Linked DNA regions of Homo sapiens: region 2 is linked to region 1. A link is a contact called in ENCODE Hi-C or POLR2A ChIA-PET data. All regions are on one chromosome and are shown on one strand. Each heading gives the region's core, a stretch centred on a gene start or an enhancer-like site at or near the end of the contact. The rest is flanking DNA. Distances are from core to core; before and after follow the strand shown.

The links. A loop is a pair of places that touch in the nucleus more often than their neighbours do. ChIA-PET counts read pairs that join two places held with the same protein, here RNA polymerase II (POLR2A). Pooled maps may share reads with other maps.
Region 2: a map of PC-9 shows a loop between it and region 1 (12-fold over the local background). The contact joins two enhancer-like sites. A Hi-C loop is called at or near these places in 1 of 168 maps with a recorded cell type or tissue (PC-9), 1 of 37 single-sample maps with no recorded cell type and 10 of 50 pooled maps. POLR2A ChIA-PET finds 5 or more read pairs at or near these places in 2 of 52 experiments (activated B cell and activated naive CD4-positive, alpha-beta T cell).

The regions. Positions count from the first base shown.
Region 1 is chr11:61,527,075-61,534,003 of GRCh38, forward strand. SYT7 (synaptotagmin 7) reads right to left here. Exons shown (of 13, transcript NM_001365809.2): 8 at 5,915-6,050; 9 at 841-1,111. Among named protein-coding and RNA genes, the nearest start is that of LRRC10B, 22 kb to the left of the region's middle. RefSeq lists enhancers at 2,889-3,388, 6,868-6,929. Within about 2 kb of position 5,292, at least 3 of the 41 ENCODE cell types and tissues checked have a DNase peak (open chromatin) inside an H3K27ac peak, as active enhancers do.
Region 2 is chr11:61,727,682-61,734,610 of GRCh38, forward strand. It overlaps DAGLA (diacylglycerol lipase alpha), which reads left to right. Exons shown (of 20, transcript NM_006133.3): 7 at 472-606; 8 at 1,250-1,327; 9 at 3,636-3,760. Among named protein-coding and RNA genes, the nearest start is that of MYRF, 21 kb to the right of the region's middle. Within about 2 kb of position 5,192, at least 5 of the 41 ENCODE cell types and tissues checked have a DNase peak (open chromatin) inside an H3K27ac peak, as active enhancers do.

The DNA.
Region 1 (6,929 bases), core at 4,042-6,541:
CAGCTTCCTGGTTACCTTGAATCCTCAGAGATAAGAGATAAAGACCGGCCTTCAGAGAGGGCTTGCAGGAGAGAGAAAGGACATTTGTCTCAGCGGCCTCCAGGCATGGTTCAGAGCTGTGGTTCCCGTCCCATGCGGGGGAGGGGGTCAGAGAACGGCAACAGATGGAGTGTGTTTAACAACCTGGTATTAAGCATTTGCTGGGTGTCAGGCACTGTTCTAAGTGCTTTTACAATTCACTCATTTATTGAACCCTCGCTGTTATTATCTCTATTTTGTAGATGAGGAAACCAAGTCATAGGGAGGCTCAGGAACTTGCCCAAGGTCACGCAGCGAGTAAGTGGCAAGAGCTGGGATTCAAACCCAGGCAGCCTGGGCCACAGCCTGTGCACTGAACCACTATGATCTGGTGGCTCCAGAGTGCTCCAGCTCTGAGTCCTACGGGTGCCTCCCTCCCTCCCTGCCCTCCTCAGGATGAGCTCTGTGGCTGGGCTGAAACACCAGGCGGTGGCCCAGCTTCCCTCCTCGGCCTCTGGCTGTGATGCTGGCTCCATTGGGCTCCTGTGACCTGATCCCAACTAGACACAAAACGCATCAGGTTAACCGGGCCAGGACGTTGCCTGTGTGGGCGTGTGCGAGAGCACATGTGTGGATCTGTGCCTGTGCACACATGCAGGTGTGCACATAAGTGTATCTGCTTGCATGTGTGTTTGTGCATTTGTGGGCCTGCAGGTGTGTGTACACATATGTGTCTGTGCATGTGGCCACAAGTGTGGTTGGGTAGGGGGATGGTAGACAGCAAGAGGTGACCATGGCGGGGGAAGGTGGCACTAGACTCACCTTCAAAGAGGAAGGTCTCGTTCCAGTGGGGGTTCAGGTTCTTCCGCTTCACCTTGGTCTCCAGCTTGTGCTTCTTGTCGGGCAGCAGGTAGATCTTGACGAAGGGGTCGCTGGTGCCGCTGAAGTCCTTGGCCGGCAGCTCCTGGGCCTTCATGATCTTCACGGTGAGCGTGGACTCCTGGAAGTTGTAGCCGACACTGAACTGGATCCGGCCCAGGTTCTCTCGGCTGCAACCCTCGTGGGCCTCATCCTCCTCGGAGCCTGGGGAGAGCTGGGGGTGGGGGAGAGGCCGGCAGGGTTTGGGGAGGATTCTGCTTCCCCCATGTCCCCACCGCTGGCTAGCACGGGTGAGAGGCCAGAGGCGGTGGCCCAGCCCACACTCACATCCCACGGACGCTGCTCAGGCTCAGAGGGCAGGTGCCTTGACCAGGGTCTCCCAGGAGGGGAGGGGAAGGGGGAGGGCAGAGCCGAGACAGCCCTGTCTCCTGAACCTCAGAGTGGTATGCACGACACTCACTTCCCAGGCTCTCCTCGCAGCCCTGGGTCTGCTGCCTGCCCCAAGCTCCAGCTCAGCTGCCTCGCCTTCCTGGCTGCAGCTTCCCTGGCGCGTGCTGGGGTTCCTGAGCCCCCCAGACCTCCCTGCCTTCTTGTGACACGGTAGGGCCAACTGTGGGAGGCACCGACACAAACCTGGGCTACACAGCAGATGAGGGAGGCTGTTCACATCACAAAAGAGTTTACCGCAACAATTCTTTGGAAAGTGACTCTCTAGGGTGCGGAGAATGGTGTGATTTACAAAATGAGAGAGGCAAGTTTTCAGGAGCAACGTCTGTTTGTGTAAGGCAGAATCACTAGGGACAAGAAAATTGCAGACTCCCCAGGCCCCGTCCCCAAGCAGTTTGACGATGGGGCTGGTGTGGGCCTGGGCATCAGTGCTGTGTAAAAGGCGCCTCAGATGACTGTACCGTCCATGGGGGCTGAGGACTGCTGGGAGGGAGGGCGCATGGCCTGACCCAGCAACAGACAGTCACACAGAGGCAGGGTGAGCATCTCATCCCGTTCTGACATTGAACCACAGGAAGCAGCTGGGAGGAGGGTCTCCCAGCCACGTGTCTGAACCTGTGAGCACACCAGTAGTACCTAGGAGGTTTTAGAACCCTACCCACCCCCCAGCCGCCTGAGCCCCAGACCACTGACCACAACAGACCCAGTTAGGGGGCTGTATGGCTCAGGTACCCTGGCTCGAAAATCTCCCGTGATGACTGGATGAGGGACAGAAGTAGGACCCTGGGTACCACAGTTAAGAAAAACTGCAGGCATCTCTTCTCTCCCCAACTTCCCCTGTAGAAACCTGCTTTGTGCCCTTTCCTTCATCCTGGAGAGGCAGCCCTAGGCTCTGAAAGACTAAATAATACAGATAATAATAATGCATCAAGTGGGCTCTTACCATGACCAGCGACTCTCGCATCGCCGTCTCCTTACTGAATCCTGACAATAGCCAGGCGAGGCAGGTGTCACCACCCTCTAGCTGAAGAGACTGGTTCAGAGAGGTGAAGTCACATGGCCAAGGCTGACGGCAGTAGGAACCCTCTCTGACTCAAAATCCTGCTCTTTCCACTAAAGCAGGCCCACACCCCAGGGCAACACTGAGGTTTCCCCTCAAGCCGGCAAAGACCCACAGACACCGTGCCAGGTGAAAAGCGTCGGAATCACCCTCATGATAGTTTTTTGTTTTTTTGAGCCAGGGTCTCGCTCTGTTGCCAAGGCTGGAGTGCAGTGGTGCAATCCTGGCTCACTGCCACCTCCACCTCCCAAGGTCAAGCGATTTTCATGCCTCAGCCTCCTGAGTAGCTGGGACCACAGGGGCGTGCCACTACGCCTGGCTGATTTTTGTACTTTTAGTAGAGGCAGGGTTTTGCCACGTTGGTCAGGCGAGTCTCTAATTCCTGGCCACAAGTGATATGCCCGCCTCAGCTTCCCAAAGTGCGGAGATTACAGGCATGAGCCACACACCCGGCCTCACACTCACAGCAGTAACTATCTTAGACTGGCTGGCCGCCCACCTCACCAGACCCTGCCCTGTGCCCTGTGCCTTGTCCTCACTGACCTCTTACAACATCCCAATGAGGCAAGCACTCCCGCTGGAACACGTGGAACACAGCTGGAACAGTTTCCCGGTGTTCCAACTGTGGCTGCGAGCACAGACAGGTTAGGTCACTTGCCTCAAGTCACCTGCGATTGAATGGCCAGTGGGAATGGAACCCAGTTTATCGGCCAGGAATCCTGAGTGCCCTTCCACCTGCGCCTTGCTCTTGCCCTCAGATCTACAGTCTGAGGCTTTACCCCGGTCCTGCCTAGTTGGGGGCACCGAGCTGCCTTACAGCAGAAGATGTTCCCTCCAGCCCCCACCCCTTGGCCGATCCAGACAAACCTGCAAGCGCCACCGCAGGCCCATTGAGAATGTGGCTTTCCTGCCCACAGCCTGCTTTTTCCCGACGCTCTTTTCCCTGCTCATGCCAGCCCCACACCCTTTGACCCTGTTTTTACATCTGCAGAGTGGGGACCATGAGACCTACTTTGCGGGGTCCTGGGAGAGCTAGAAGGGGTTCCTTCTAGAGTTCTGCCCCGCGACCTGACCCACTGGCAGAGGGATCGAGCACCTGGGGCATAGCATGGGTAGACAGTGCCAGCAAAGATCACTCGCCCTCCCCCTTGCTTCTGAAGTTGGGGTGGAGTTGCTGGTGACTGAAGCCCAGCTGGCCTCAGCCCCACCTGAGGTCCCTCTGGTCCCTTGGCTCCTGGCTGCCAAACAGTGTGGTCTTGGGAAGGCCTGGGCTGGCCAGGTAGGTTTCACCTGGGAAAGGGGTGGCAGCTCTATGCCCACTCCCAGCCTTCTTAAGCCACAACCCTGAGCCCTACTTACTCAGCTGGGACAGAGCCATCTCTGTGGCAGCCAGGTTGGCCACCCCATCACAGTCAGGGAAGGTGCTTCCTGAGCGCTTGCACCAGCAGAAGTCAGCCTCGAAAAGCAGCAAGCCACCCCTATACCAGGGCAGGAGGTGCCCAGAAGCAGGTGTGGCCTCGCCTCTTCTCAGACACCTCTGCCCCTCAGCTCCTTCTTTGGCCAGCTCTGGGTGCTTAACTCTTGTCTCTTGACCCCCAGATTCCACAGCCCAGGGTCCAGAGACCAGGACAGGCTGAGGTCACAGTGGGCTGATTCTGCCCTGCTTATCTTATCATGGCTGTTAACATCAACGACCTAGCATTGGCACAGAGCTGTGCAATTAGACTCTGCCCTCCCACCTCTGAGCATCCTCCCAGCACAGGAGAGGGAGATGAGGCCTGCCCTTCCTTCCGCTGGCTGCAGCTGTCGGCCCTTCCCTGGGGGCAGCAAGGGGCAGGCAAGCTGGCTGGGAAGGGGCTGTCCCTTCTGGGAACCTGGCTGCCAGGAAGCTGTAACCAATTAAGGGGCTGTGCAGGGAGGCAGGGTGGGCTGTGGCAATGGCCCATCCAGAAGAGAAGACAGCTGGGGCCAGTCTTCCTGGGGGGGGGAAGATGGAAGGAGGGCAGTGGAGGGCCAGACACACAGGGGCCTGGTGGGCAGGGAGAAGGGGAGAGGTGGGGAGGCCCAAGGTGACCAGATCTAGGATGTGGAAAATCTGATGCTCTAATGTGGATTCAAGAAAACCACAGGATAGACCGGGCGCAGTGGCTCATGCCTGTAATCACAGCACTTTGGGAGGCCGAGGCAGGTGGATCACTTGAGGCTAAGAGTTTGAGACTGGCCTGGCCAACATGGTGAAACCCCGTCTCTACTAAAAATAGAAAAATTAGCCGGGCGTGGTGGTGTACTACTGTAATCCCAGCTACTCGGGAGGCTGAGGGAGGAGAATCACTTGAGCTCGGGAGGCAGATGTTGCAGTGAGTTGAGATTGTGCCACTGCACTCCAGCCTGGGGGACAGAGTGATTCTGTCTCAAAAAAAAAAAAAAAAAAAAAAAAGCAGGCTCTTAGGCCCCACCGAAGGCCCATTGACCAGGAATCTGCATTTTACCAAGGTTCCCGGCTGATTCCTGTGCACGTAGCAATTTGAGAAACGCCAGGCTAGAAGGGGCAGTGGGGATGGATGGTTAGAGCTGGCTGGAACCCTACATGGCAGAAGGGTGGGGGCTCTGGTGCCAGGGCAGTAGGGGAGGGCTGGGAGCTCCCAAGCCTACTTCTTTCTCTCTACAGAAGGGAGGGGTTGAATCCAAGGAGATGAAGTGTCCCAGGTCAAGTCCAGTAGGAACAGAGCAGGTGCTGGGTTCCCAGCCTCATCGCCTCTTCAAGCCTTCCTGAGACTTCTGAGCTAATCCCCAGTTTTCTCCCTCCAGGGCCTCTTTGGAAAGTACAGGTGGGGCAAGTGGCTGTGACTCACTGCTGCCCCCCTGGGGGCACCATGGGAACCACAACCTCTGTCTGGGCCAAACAACCTAGAACTAGGATCCCACAGGGTTGGTGGCATCTGGTGGGGCGTGGGTGTGGACAGGAGCCCCCATCACAGCTGTCCCCTCAGAGGAGCCGGGACCAGTGGATTCCTGCTCTCCTGTTCTCAGGGGCCACCAGCCATGGGAATGGGGCAGGTCACTGGGCTAGGCATTCTACCCCAGACCTCCAATTAAGGGGACATCACTCTCAGGAGGGGACATCTTCTGCCCTGAGTCCTCTGCCCACCAGCCTTTCCCTCTAGGATCCTGAAAGTATCTTGCATGAGTGGGTTTTCTTTGGCCCCTTCTCAATCCACAAAGGGATCCAAGCAGGATGGGTATTCTTATTTTCACTTGTCAAAGGAAGAAACTGAGACATGGAGAAGATATTTTGGTGAAAGAGCTGGGAAGCAAACCCAGGCCTTGGACGCTCAGTCACCAAGCGCCGAGTGGCCACCATGCTGGGCCTGGCTCTCCAGGCTGCTTCTGACCCAGTTCCCTGCCTGGCCACTCCCATGCTGTTAATCATTCCCACACACATCCCTCTTCTTCCTGCCCCTGGCCTCCCAGCCCAGTTCCTTGGAGCAGCGCAGGCTCCCTCATTCTCACCATGAGCATCTCGCTGGTGAGGGAGTTGACGAGGTCTGAGACGGAGGAACGTGGCTCGGTCCGGCGGTCGGACTCATCGTGGGGTGTCTGGCCTGGCACGGGGGCTGTGTTCACCGCCTTCCCTCCTGCAGGCAACCTGAGGGCAGGGGAGTCCAAATGAGATTGGGCTGGGAAGTGAGCTGCGTTGGGCACCCCGGCCTGGGGGGTGGCAGGACCTTCTCTGAAGACCCCAGCAGCTGCCATGCCCGGCGGGCCGGCAGGAGCGGTACTCCAGTCCACGTGGACACCTGGTTTTCCCTGGAGACCCATGCCCGGGGCCCATTCTCCTTGCAGCCTCTACCCCAGGCGACTGTGGCTTAACTACTCCTATAGGGGATATTTTGGGGGGTGTCCCCATTCTTCCTGTTCCCCAGAAACCCCCCACCCTCCAGTCATTGGCTTGCATAGTCGGTCTCTGAGGTGGCCACTGCCCCCAGTCCTCAGAGGCTTGTTCTATCCCATCCGCCCCCAGCCTGGAAGGGGGAGGCTCCACCGTGGTGTGGTGTGTCCAGGTGCCTCTCCGCGTCATTACCCTCTGCAAACACGCCCAGAATGTCTGTTTCCCAGATGCCCCACCTGTGTTTGCTTGGGCTCATCAAGAGTTCTCTTCCCACCCTCCAGACGTGAGACTGACCAGGTGAGGTCAGGACAACTCTCCACAGTGACAGAGTGTTCTGTATTTGTGCTGTCCAGTGGAGCAGCCACATGCCACACGTGTGCACTTGAGCATTTGCAATGTGGCCAGTGTGGCTGAGAGCTGAAATTTTAATTTTGTTGAATGTAAGCTCATTTAGTTTAATGGCCCCATATTGGATAGGGTGAGCCTACACCCCCTTGCTCCTCAGTTCCCATCCTTCTCCCACTTGCTGAAGACTGTGCATTTGGTAAGGCTCTCACCCAGGGTCACAGAAAGACGGGCACCACCGAGAAGCCCTGTCTGTACCTGACTCCATGCCGTTCCCAGGATGCTGGGTTC
Region 2 (6,929 bases), core at 3,942-6,441, 200 kb after region 1:
CCCTGAGACCTGGCAGGCTCCACAGAGGCCTTACGAGGGACTTCCAAGGTCCCAGCTGGTGGGTCAGAGGCAGCCAGGAGCTTAGTTTGGTTTCTGTGCTGGAGAGAATGGCTAGAGGAGAAATGAGCCAGAGCCACCCGGCCTTGATTCTAGCGTCTGGGAAAGCAAAAAGGAGTGGCTCAAGTTGGCGCCTGCTCTTGGTAGACAGTGGGCACCATGCGAATTCCAAGGAGAGGAGAGGGCTGGGTGGCTACTGCCAGGTCTAGGAGCCCTGGGCAGGGCCCTCAGGGTCACAGGGCCACATGGGGTCAGGCTCAGTGGGCGCTGTGGAGGTGCTGGGGAGAACCTGTCCAGGGGACCCCGAGCAGACACCTGCTTCTGCAGCCTCCCAGCCCTGGGGGATTTACTCCTGGCCTCTCGTCCTCTCTCCTGCTCCCCTGCCACTGCCTCCTGCCTTCCTGGACCTCGTAGGATGCCTACTCAGAAATCGCCTACCTCTTTGCGGAGTTCTTCCGGGACCTTGACATTGTGCCATCCGACATCATTGCTGGCCTGGTGCTGCTCCGGCAGCGGCAGCGGGCCAAGCGCAACGCCGTGCTGGACGAGGTGAGCACCACCAGCCCCTTCTCCAGGTCACCTCTCCACACCACCCTTCTTTCAGGCCCCTTCCCTGTGGCCCCTGCAGCGGAGGGCTCGGCTCCCACGCAGCTCCCCAGTGACCACGCACTCTCTTGGACCCTGGAGGTCACCTTTACCTCTGGCTCCCCCTGCCTTCCTGAGCTTGTCCTTCGGCCAGGCTTTCCGTGACTACTACTCTAGGGACTTTCTGGGTCGTGCATGGCTGCCTCTGGGGCTGGCCCTCAAAGGACTTCTAACCACAGGCTTAGTGGACGTGGTGAGCTCCCGAGTCGGTCTTCTGCGTGGCCGCTCCGCCCACCCCACATCCCCACCAGCACACCAACCCCAGTTAGGGTTTCTCAGTGTCTCATACAAAATACCTTTCGCCTGCTGTGGGCCAGGAATGTCCTCAGGGGCTTGATGTTTTGGGTAGAAGGGGAGCATCTGGAAATATGGGGAAACCTCAGATTTTGGAAAAGTGGCTGAATCTTGGAAGAACTAGAAGCTGCATGCTCGTTTGGGCTTCTCGGCCTTTGGGAAGCAGGCGGACGCCAGGGCCTGGGCCCCCTTTCCCAGCCATGCAGCCGGGCCTGGGCCAGTGATTGTCCTTCTTCACCTGCCGGTCTTACAGGCAAACAATGACATCTTGGCCTTCCTGTCTGGGATGCCGGTGACCAGAAACACCAAGTACCTCGACCTCAAGAATTCAGTGAGTCAGACATCAACTCTCACCCCACCCCGTCCCCATCCCTCCCACTCTGCCACAATGACCTAAGCAAACTCCTCCCAGCTGCCCTTGCAGTGCCAGCCACATTGCCCCTGCCCGGTCTCCCCCCGGCTCTCCAGAGAGCCTCTCTGCTCAGATCATGCCCCTCACGAGAACCACCCACTTCACACCGGTTCGACAGACAAATCCCCTGAATTCCTTTACCAAGTTCAGAAGTGTCTGGTCCTGGCCTCTTGAGATGACAGAGCACTTTACCAGGGTGAGCTGCTAGCATTTTTGCTGCTGCTGCTGCTGTTAATGAAACGCAATGGGCGTAGTACTTGGTTTCCAAGCTTTTTTAGTAGTGGAACCTTTTCTCAATCGCCTTTCGTAGAAATCCAGTGTGTAATAGGGAAAGGTGGTGCCAGTAACATGGTGGGAGAACCCCAGCCCAGGGCCCAGCACACAGCCCAGGGCCCAGTACAGCCCAGGGCCCAGTACAGCCCAGGCTGAAACCACAGCTGGCAGCCGGGAGAAACAGGCCCTGCCTCAGGAAGCAAATGGCTGGAGCGTGCATCTGCTCTGATGCCTGTCGCTGCGACCTCCAGCAGGCCCCTCATCCCCTCTGAGCTGGATCCTGAATCTGTGAAATGACACTAGGCACACCTTCTACCAGAGCTGTGCTGAGAGGACACGAGCCATTCCCATCACAGTGCCAGGAAGCCTCGGTGCCAGCCAGGATGCTGATGGAAAGGATTCCGTCTCTTAGAAATCTCAGTCCTTTAGGCCACGTGTGCTGCCTTGTGCCTGCAATCCCAGCACTTTGGGAGGCCGAGGTGGGAGGATTGCTTGAGGCCAGGAGTTTGAGACCAGCCTGGGCAACATAGTGAGACCCTGTCTCTACAAAAAAAAAAAAAATTAGCCAAGCATGGTGGCACATGCCTGTGACCCCAGCTACTTGGGAGGCTGAGGTAGGAGGATTGCTTGAGCCCAGGAGATCAGGGCTGCAGTGAGCTATGATTGCCACTGCACTCCAGCTGCACTGTCCCTTAAAAAGAAGAAAAAAAAAAAACCAACACTCAGTCCTCTAGAAAAGCCTCAGTCCTCCCTGCCTGTCCCTACTCCCCACTAAAGCAGGCATTTGTATCCTCTCTAAAAATAGCCACATCCATAGTAAGTGCCCCAAACCAGCCCATTTCTGCTTGCCAGGCTCTGCCCTGGCTGTTCTCACCACCTTCTCCCTCCCACTCCTCACAGGGAGCGGGGAGGGCAGGCAGCTGTGACTCCCATCAAGTGACTCCCATCGAGGTGCCAGGGTCACACCTGCCACCTGGCAGAGGCTGCCAGGGCCCACCCCGCCCCCAGGGCTGCAGGGAGCTTCTGACAGGGAGAGGATAATTACCTCTCCACTCTCGTTCCTGAAGAGCAGCTGAGCTGGCCAGGGATGTTTCCACCCCTCCGGGCCCTGATCAAGGTGCCACCTATTTCACTTCACAAGGTGACTAACCACCCTCCTTAACTTTTACAAGGTGACTAATTCCCTCTCCCGGTGCCTGGGGCACTCGGGAAAGACTGGAAGCTGGCAGACACTTTGCTGGGGCACCCCTGCCTCTTCCTCCCTCCACCCCAGCAGCCAATAACCTCCTCAGCATCAACAGTGGCTGCTGGGCCTCAGACACACTGGCTTTCAAACTGGTGCCTTTCTCCCAAGAGATCCCAGTCTCCCACCAACGCAGCCCCTGCCCGGAGCCCTGGGAGCCTGCAGCTGGCTGAGTCAAGTTGAAGGCTCCCAATATTTGCAGTCAAAGAACCCAAGGGCCAGAGATTTGGTGATTGGTCTCCTGGCCTAGCGTGGCTGCCCTGTTGCCCAAGGCCCACACACGCCGCCCAGCTGGAGGGCTGGGGCCTCTCAGGGCTACATTTTCCCAGCATCAAGGGCCCTTCTCAGGGCTGATTGCCGAGGTGGGGGGATTACTACTCACATCCCTCAACTCTTCCCTTCTCTGGAAAACAGGCAAGGAAATGGACCAAGTGATTTTCTGTCCCCAAATCATTAATTCTGAGACTGGAGCAACAGGACAGGTCTCTGAGGATTCGTGTCCTGGTTGCATGGAGATAATTAGGGAAATGCAATTATCACCTGGAGGAGTGTCCTTCCTCCAAGGCCTGGGCCCCACACCTCAACAGGGGACCAGCAACCCCTCCCTGCCAGGGGTTGGGTCCGCAGGCTCCCACCCTGGGGAACTGCTGGGCCCTGAGGCTGTAGGCAGGAAGGGCAGGAGGTGACCGCCCTCTGCCTCCTCTCTTCTAGCAAGAGATGCTCCGCTACAAAGAGGTCTGCTACTACATGCTCTTTGCCCTGGCTGCCTACGGGTGGCCCATGTACCTGATGCGGAAGCCCGCCTGCGGCCTCTGCCAACTGGCTCGGTCCTGCTCGTGAGTACCCCTGTCCCATCCCCCAGCGATTGCACCTCTCCTCCCGGGTGGTGTGTGAGGAAGGGCTACCGGGCTGCGCCTACTGCTTTGCCCTGAATGGCTTCTTTTCTACACCTTCTCTGGGCCTCAACCTTTCTAGTTCTGTGTTATCCCTGAGCAGTGAAGTTGTAGGCTTCGGAGTCACACAGTTATGGGTTCGAATCCAGATGTTGTCACTTGCAGCCTGGGGCAAGTGGGTCCACCTCTCTGAGCCTCAGTTTCTTTATCTGCGAAGTGGAGATGTTGATACATACCTCGTGGAATTTTTTGGAGAGGGCTAGATGAGATATTGCATAACACCCACACTGCTGCCTCCCCTCCCCTTCTGGCGTTCTCTCTCTGCCCCCTCAGCCATTCCCTTCTGCCCACATCTTCCCTTCTCTCGGCTCCCCTCATGTGCTCTGCCTTTCTAGAAGAAAGGACTTTCCTAGTAGAGAGGCCCAATCCATAGAGGTCTTTGAAAAGGCACCAAGAAGGCCTGTTAGTTAAGGCTCCAACCTTCTTCATAGGATCTAGGAAAGGCCTTAGCCCCAGACCTGGCCTGCAGCCTAGCTCTGCGCTCAGCCCACCGCTTGGGGGCTGGGTGGACTCTGCATTCCTAAGTGGGCCAGAGAAGGGCGCCTGCTCCAGGAGGAACCCCTCCCTGTCCTGGGTGTCTCCGCCCTCAGCTCATGCCAGGCAGAAGGAGGACAGTTCCCTGGGCTCCCGTTCTGGAAAGGCTGGCATGCTGGGCAGCAGCTTCTTTCCTTGACACCCCTGCCCTTGGGACCCACAGCAGCCACACCCACTCTGCAGCGCCCTCCCTGTCCTCAGAAAGCTGGGTGGCTCTCGGGGCCTTATTCTCACCATCCCTCCAGCGACTGATCAGAGAGGACTAGAGCACCTCATGCCCCCTTCCCATCTTTGTCAGCTGCATGTGCCTGGCATTCTTGCCTGCATCCCTGGGAGTCCCAGCTGTGGCAGAGAACTCTTCAAAATGAGCACCAGGCTCCATTACTCACTGGTGGTGTGGGGACAGCTCTTAGAGCCTTTGTTTCCTAAACTGTAACAGGTGGTATCTGTCCTGCCTGCCCATAGGGTGTTTCAGAACCCAGGGTATCACTGGCAGGCAGGGCTCTCTGGTGCTCTGCAGACAGGAGGGGTGCTGGCATTTGTATTAGGTGCCTTAGTGTTGCAGAGAGAGCAGAGTCCCTAGACCTCATGAGGGCCCAGCCAGGCCCCTGCCTGGAAGAACCAGGTGCCTGTGGGGCAGAGAGAGGCAGGCCTGCAGCCCAGGGTGTTGGGAGGAGGCCAGAGTCCAGTGCCCCAGCCTGTCCATAACAGCCTGGCCAGAGGGAGAAGGGCTGCCCATCTGCCTCGGGCCCAGGCCTCTCCCCTGGCAGCAGTTCTCAGCCCATGCAGAGCACAGCGAGCCAGGCCTGCTTCTGGCTTGGCCCTAGCCCTGCCCTGGATGAGCCCCAGGGCCCTCCCATCCGGGGTGCTGGCCCTGCTCCCCTGACTGGTCCTCCTGGCCCACACATCACTGACTCAGAGGCAGCCCTGTCACCGGAGAAGCGAGGAGCCACTCGTTATTAAGAACCTATTATAGGCCAGACCATTTCTGCATCTTGGACCCTTGATCTCACACCAGCCTTGTGAAGTAGCTGTCACCACCTGCTCTTACAGAAGAGGAAACTGAGGCTTAGAATGGCTGAGTGACCTCCAGGCCCTTGCGGTCAGGAAGTGATACAGCAAGGGTTCAAACTCAAGCCTCCAGTCTCCAAAGGCCACACTGTTACAGCCTCATGCTCAGCTGAGGTTGGAGAGGGAACAGCTGCCGAGCACAGGAGCTCAGCCCCTAGACCCTGGCCCATCACCACTTGACCTGCAGTGTGGGGGACCATGCTCTCCCATTGTACATCGGCTTTGTCCCCCCAGCAAGCACTGTGGCTTTCTCAGCAAAGTCTCTCCCCATTGGAAAGTGTGTAATAGTCACTCAGGTGATGCTCTGAGTGAAGACAAACCTCCTAGCATCACCAGAATCCAAGCTTCTTAATAAAATCTCAGCTGTCATCCCGTGACAGCTGGCAGGCCCAGTCACGTGGGCTCCAGCGTCTGGTGCCTTAGCAGTTGGATGCTGGCTCCCTCTGGTGGCCTGAGGTGCCGCTGCACCTAGCTGGGTGCCCAGCTCCCAGGCTGCCTCATTCATTTCTGTGGGGAGGCTACTGTGTACCTGGCCCTGTTTGGGTGCTGGGGATACAGCTGTGGACCTCTCTGTGGTGCTCACTGCCCAGCGAGGAGGCGGACAGCGCATAGACAAGGCAAATAGGGCACATGGTGGAGCGGATGGGCACTTTGGACCCACATAAAGCCAGGTGCCTGGGATGGGGAGTGCTGGGGGCCTGGGGAGCCCTGGCTGTTAGATGAGGTGGCAAGAGAGACCTCACTGTGACAGGACGTTTGAACAGAGGCCCAGAGGAGCAAGGGCCAGGCCACGCTGTCTCAGGTGCTGCTGAACACGCTGGCAGCAGGTCAGAGAGACCAGAGCCAGGTGGGGTAGACAGGGCGTTGCTGTAGGGTCTTAAAAAGAAAATGATGTGGCTCAACTTATCTTAAAAGGGCCACTCTGTTGCTGAGCTGAGAGCGTAGGGGCAAGTGCAAGGAGGCCAGTCGAGGCCACCATGACAGTCCCAGGCAGAGCTGCCAGGGCAGGGGTAGGGGAGGTGAGGGAGTGCCTGGAGTCCAGCTCTGAGTCTGAAGGGAAGCCGAGTACGTGTACTGACCGAGTGGCATGGCCGTGGGGGTGAGGGCTGAGGAGCCACAGACAGTTGCAAGCCAGAGGCCAAGCCACCGAGGGGCCTTGGGAAGACCTCAGGAGGGTTGGGGTACACAAGCAGGGAAGGGGTTTGAGAGCTGGCAGGGTGTCAGGTGTCCGAGAGAGGTGCTGGCTAGGCCATTGGATGGAAGCATCTGGGTGTTGGGGCAGGCCTGGGGTGGATTCCTGAGCATGCAGATGGTGTCTAAAACACAAGACTGCATGAGTGCATGGAGGAGCCAGTGCCCCCAGAGGGACCCCAGGGCTTCAGTGTTGGGTGCATCGCTGAGTAGGCCCTGCCCGGAGGGGAGATCCCAGAGAGGAGGGGGCCCCAGC